2 separate regions of the Mus musculus genome follow, and region 2 is linked to region 1. A link is a loop called in an ENCODE intact Hi-C map of the cell type or tissue named here. Cell type or tissue: heart. All regions are shown on one strand. Links, peaks and the distances in the headings refer to the core of each region. The heading gives the core; the rest is flanking DNA.

Region 1 (2,909 bases), core at 323-2,822:
ACTCGGTAGTAGGTGTTTCCAGACTCAGAAGAGATGACCGAGTCTGTGGAGTCGGACGACCAGCTCCGCCGGCAGTGCTCTTCCGGAGCAGTAGAGTGGCGGTTTCGGAGGTTGCAGGGGTGGGGATCCTTCTGGACCATCAGATGCCTGGCATCAGCAGGGATACTCCAGCGCTGCTGTGGCTGCATGCCCACAGTGCCTTGGCGCATGGTGACATTATTCAGAGTCATTGCGGGATCCTAGGAATCAGAGCAGTAAAGATGGCAATATGATTAAGAATGAGCCAGGCCCAGGGGCGCTCAACACAGTTGTCTTTGGTGCTTCATTTGATGGGTATGAATTCTTAATGTAAGAATCAACCACTAAACTGTCCCTAAGCCTAGAAAGCAAAATTTTCAACAACAACAACAACACACACACACACACTCAGTAACTAGCTTCTCAATCAGGCTGTCGTTTGTAGTAGCAGTAACACCATCCATCCATTGCCCATAAGCTCCCTCTGTCCTTAAAGGAGCTTTGGAAATCCCACCGGGAGTTGGCACAGAGGCAGCTGGAAGGAACCCATTGCCTCCAGAAATGACATTACCATCAGCAACAAGTTAGAGCTGCTGGGCACCAGCTGGCCAGGTTAACTGTTCTTGTCTAAACATGGCTCTTAATTGCCCCCGCATCCTGCAGTCTTGAGCCTCAGTGGGAAACACGCGGCAATGACATCACTCCCCTGGCTGGACTGGACAGGCACTTTGGGGGAACTTCCATGTTTAGTAAGGTTGCCCTGATGTCCTCCAGCTGCCTGACTGAAGAGGCCGTTATTTGGGGAGTGGGACAGTTTCTGTTTGAGTGCTATGCCTCAGCTCTACCCTCTTATCTACAGAAACTGTTTAGCGTAGCAGCCCTGAGGCTGGTTCTTCTGAGAGGGGAAGGACCTGCTCACATTCAGACACATCACACTTGTACAAAAAGGGCTTCATTCTTAAGGAACGTCGTCCACTCCATGATTTTTTTACTGTATATAATTATTTATTTTAAAAATTGCACCTTTCTGACGTAAATTAGAAGATCAGAGACTCAGTGAAAAGCCACTCAACAACTTCCTACAACTTTTTCCTTGCAAGACTGCCTTGCCTGACAGGCAGTCTGTTCTGCCAAGACTGCCCGAGATAACCGCTCTATGGTTTTTAACTCAGCAAGCTCCCCGCGTGAGCGCAAGGATCACGCTCAGCTCACACACCCTACTCCATACATCACACCTATGCCACGATCCAGAACCAGCCGGTTTCTTTTTAAGTCTTAAAAACAGTCCCTGGGTTGACAGACTTGCGACAGCAGACCTTGAAGTCTGCCGCCTGGCCACCTAATCTGTAAGGTGACACTCCTCCGAAATTGAATTTAGAAACCCCCATCAGAAGCGCATCCTTTGCGCCTGAACTTCTTTCTCCCACGGCAGAACCCCCGGTACAGACCTAGGGAGTCTAGGGACTGGCTGCCTTCCTAACTTAAAAAGTTCGGAGACCAGGAACGCCCCTTCCCACAGAGGCTCCCACTGGGACTGCCCCTCAGCCATGGCCCCTTACTTGGCTGCACTGGGCGCTGGGTGGGCGTCTGCCGTCGATCCGCCTGCTGCAACGCCTGACGTCTGCGATGCGGGCTCCGCAGTCCGAGGCTGTGTGATGTCCGCTGGCAGTGCCGCCTCCTGAAGCCTCCGCTGCCCGCCGCCGTTTATAGCGCGCCCGGCAGCCCCGCGACGGGGCTTTTCCGTGACGTCAGCGCTCCCGCCGGGAGGGGGCGGCTCTGCAGCAAACTGAGTTGCAGCCACTTGGCTAAATCAGTTACTCGTAGTCATGTGACTCCCCTATCCCCTTGAGGGGAGTGAGGGAGAAAAAAAATGACAGTTCAATCGTTGATTTTGTTTTATTTTCTTTTTATCAGGTGGACACTGGAAAAATACACTTAGTGCTACTTAATCGCCCTTCCCAGCAGAGCACTTGTAAGCTGTCTGAATAAAGGATGAGGAAAGAAACAGGCCCAAGCCGCGAGTCCAGCTTTGCCAAGAAAACAGATCCGTCTGAGTGAGCGGGACTCCGGCCTCCAGGATGAGGCTACAGCCACCCTGAGTGGACAGACCACCTTCAGAGCATGCTCTGAGAAGCAACCAGGCCCTTCCTGCTTCCTGACTTCTTATCTCTGACTTGGGACATACTGCTTTGTTTCCTTCTTCTGGAAGAGATCCAAAAGAGAAGAGTCGGAGGAAAGAGTAGGGGATCTTGAAAAGGGGCAGGTTGGCTCCAAGCAGCTTGTGCTAAACACTGCCATCCCCCTGTTTTGGCCACAATGCTGAATCTCCTCCATCAGAAATTTAATCACACCCCAATCAGCGCATCTCAGAACCGAGCTGCTCAGCATGGCTGGAACTTTGGCCTAGAGCCAGGACTTCCCAGCCATGGGGAGATACAAGGAGGCTCAATCCCCTGAGAGAGCCCTACTGCTTCTATCATTTGCTAAGATTTGCAAAGACCTGTGGTTCTGGTGGGCCTGGAGAACCTTGCCCTTACTACAGTTGTGGATTGAGAACAAGAGGCCCTGCAATGAAACCTGCCTTAAGTACATTTTAAACTGCACTGCTAAGTGACCTCTTCCCCAGGACATGGGTATTTCCCGGGGACGTGGGCATTTCCCACATGCTGTGTTTAGAGTCCATGCTAGCCTTTCCAACACATCCATCTGCTTCTCCAGCCAGCTTCTGCTGTGGGTTGGCTGGCGGCCCCTCGGGAAGCAGCCAGCACCAGTGTCTATTGGAGTGGCTGGGCTGCTCTGTGGTTACAACGGTGTCACGAAGGCATCTATGCGATTTGGGAATTATCCAAGTGACCAGCTGCACCTCAGGTCTGTCAGGGACCAAGCTGGCA
Region 2 (2,909 bases), core at 162-2,661, 210 kb before region 1:
TTTAGCGTTGCCTGGATTACCATGGGTCATATTCTCATCTTTGTTTTCCTCTAAGGAGTGGGCTCATCCTCTCCTAGTGAAGACAAATTACATTCATTGGCTAGGAACCTTCTTATAGAATTCCCAGGGAATTACTCCATTCAGATGACATTGACCTTCAAAGGACAACTTGATCTTATCCCAAACCACTTTTAAGCCGCCATTGCAGGTACAGGGGTGTTTAAAACCTTGCCACTGCAAGCCCAACAAACAGGAAAGAAACCTTTAGGAGAGGTTGAAAAGAAATAAGCAAGAAGGAATAGGGCTGATAGGTTGCTAGGCAACCTATCCTGAGACGGATGTGCTAGGAGCCAATGAAAACACCTTTTCAAAAATGGGTTTTAATTGGAAAGATCAGCAAATTTATGGTGCTATTTGATGGAATTTTATGAAGCTGTTTGTCTTTGCTACATAATACATCGAGAACAAGAAACCATTCTTTTTCAGGTGGACAAAAAACCTTCCCGTTGCTTTTCCTAAGAAGGTGTATGGCAGGGGACCTGAGTGCTTTTAGAAGGGGAGAGATTTTCTTTCTGAGTAGCAAAGACTAGAAATAAAGTTATTATTCTGCTTCCAGAACTTGTTGGTTTTGGTTAATGAGAGTTTCCAAGAGGCATTGTTCATAGGTATTTGTAAAGAAATAAATGCTGGACTCAGGCCTAGAAATCCAAGTGAAAAACACTCTCTGCTAACTCTACAGCATCTTTTCAACTTGCTGAAAAAGAAAGTTCTACACATACATCATATACACACACACACACACACACACACACACACACACACACACACACACATATATATATATGCACAAACATGTAGATGTGTGTATATATACATGTGTATGTTATTTTGGGGTGGGTTCAAGCCATTCAGACTTCTTCCTTACTAAGCTGTTTTTTTGGTTTTTGGTTTTTTAAATGTCCACAGGCATTGGTCCCAGGGATGCTTGAGAGCACTCCTGGCATCTCCTGATGATTAATATAAAGGGAAAAACGGTGCAGACACCGTGATAACCCAGCTTTGCTTGTCATCCTCCTTGGCTCAGATCAACTGGTCAAGCAAGACAAAGACAGAAGAGAAGGGCAGTGGCCGGAGTCGGCTGCACATTTGGCATCAATACATCAAATGACTCATAGGTCAAACCCAGATTTTTCAAGCTCTGCTCTGGCTGAAAAAGACCCAGTTTCCTTGGGACTCACATCCTGTTCTGTCCTGATGGAAAACAACATCAAAAGGAATACACATTGATCGGTCCCCCTCCCTCTCTCTTTCCCTCCCTCCCTTCCCCTCCCTCCTTTCCTGGTTCCAAGAGTTTTCTGTCATTCTCATAAGCCTATAATTGATTTAATATTTCAAATATGAACTTCTAAAACAAACTCCCAGGAGTGCTGCATGGCTATGTTTGGTTTTGGAGCTCTCAAAAAAAAAAAAAAAATCCTTTCTTGTTTTTGTTAATACAAAAAGGGAGAAAGCGAGAGAGACAAATGAGGACGGGAAAGGGATTTTCCAGCATTTTCCTAAAACATCTACTTACAAACACCAGCAAGACAATTTATTCTAACATTGCAGCAAAGACTTTCCAGGCACCAAAAAACAAGGCGTATTGCAACAACTTTAAGACAAATTGCTGACAACACCACTTCCCGAGGAGTCAGAATTTTCCAAGCACTTGTAAAGACTTAAGCTCTTCTATGCCCTTAGAGATTATTAAATTTCAGTCCCCGTGAGATGTTTGTCAATGTTTCCAGAGGCCAGGGAAGAGCCATGTGGCATTAAAGGACAAACTTATGCTTACCAAGAAAAGAAAATTACATACGGAACAGGGACGATGTGACTCATCTGGTAGAGTACTTGCCTAACATACAAGATGTTCTGAGTTTGATTCACTCCTCATAAACCTGGCACATTAACGAGGGCCTAAAATCCCACCATAGGGAGTTGAAGGGAAGAGGATCAGAAGTTTGAGGTCTTCCTTGGATCTTGGATATGTTGCAAGATTGAGGCCAGCGTGGTCTACCTGAGACCTTGTTTCAAATTATATCCTAGGGGTTTTGTTTTGTTTTGTTTTGTTTTGTTTTGTTTTGTTTTGTTTTGTTTTGTTTAATGGAAAATGGCTGGACAGGTGACTTGGCAATTAAGAGAATACACTGTTTCTGCAAAGGACCACAGTTTGAGTCTCAGCACCCAAGTTGGGCATCTCTCATCCACCTGAAACTCCAGTTCCAGGAGGTAATCCCTCTGGCCTCCACAAGCCCCTGCCCTTCTGTGGATACACACTCCCACCACATACATAGAATTGAAATTTTACATGGGTGCTAACTTGTTTTACTATGTGCTGTGTGCTTGGACTATGTAGTATGATCATCTACTCTTGATTCAATTATTAATTAATCCCATATATAGTTATTAATGATCATCAGATTCTTATCCCAGTAGCTTGTAATGTCAACTGTAGAAGGTGTTGAGCAAATGACAGACATTGAGTAACCACCTATAACTGTCCTTAGTTTATGGAGAAGAGGTTGATGTGTTGTATAATGGAAGGAATAGTTTTAAGAGCACGTGGGAAATCACTGCAAAGAAGGCCACCAGATTTCCCTCCTGATGATTTAAGGACTCATCACCCCAAGAGATGGGATCTTTTATGTCTAGGCAGACCCCATGATTTGCTTTGATTAGTAGAATGTAAAGATAAAGGACACTGTGTTGGCTGGTTTTATGTCAACTTGACACAAGCTAGAGTCATCTGAAAGGAGGGAACCTCATTTAAGAAAATGCCCTCATAAGATTGGGCAAAAAGTAGACCAACATGAGTGAAGACCAAGCCTGGCCAAGCTGGTCCAGTGCCCTGTGAAATAGAAATAAGCCCA

What was found. Hi-C counts contacts between places; a loop is a spot of excess contacts. Peaks named below come from ENCODE experiments on the same cell type or tissue, not always from the same donor. Only the 100,000 strongest peaks of a DNase experiment are listed, where the experiment ranks them.
Region 2: a loop joins it to region 1, with 5 times the contacts of the local background. A loop is called at or near these places in 11 of 42 quality-filtered maps.

The regions. Positions count from the first base shown.
Region 1 is chr4:11,703,235-11,706,143 of GRCm38, reverse strand. Gem (GTP binding protein (gene overexpressed in skeletal muscle)) reads right to left here and starts at 1,697. Exons shown (of 5, transcript NM_010276.4): 1 at 1,578-1,697; 2 at 1-239. The coding sequence starts at 230. In heart, for the core only: a CTCF peak has its summit at 1,811 (motif pointing right); DNase peaks (open chromatin) are centred at 703, 1,753, 2,413 and 2,743; H3K4me3 peaks cover 2,261 bases; H3K27ac peaks cover 2,425 bases.
Region 2 is chr4:11,916,827-11,919,735 of GRCm38, reverse strand. No RefSeq gene overlaps it. Among named protein-coding and RNA genes, the nearest start is that of Pdp1, 48 kb to the left of the region's middle. In heart, for the core only: no CTCF peak of the experiment used is centred there; a DNase peak (open chromatin) is centred at 1,145.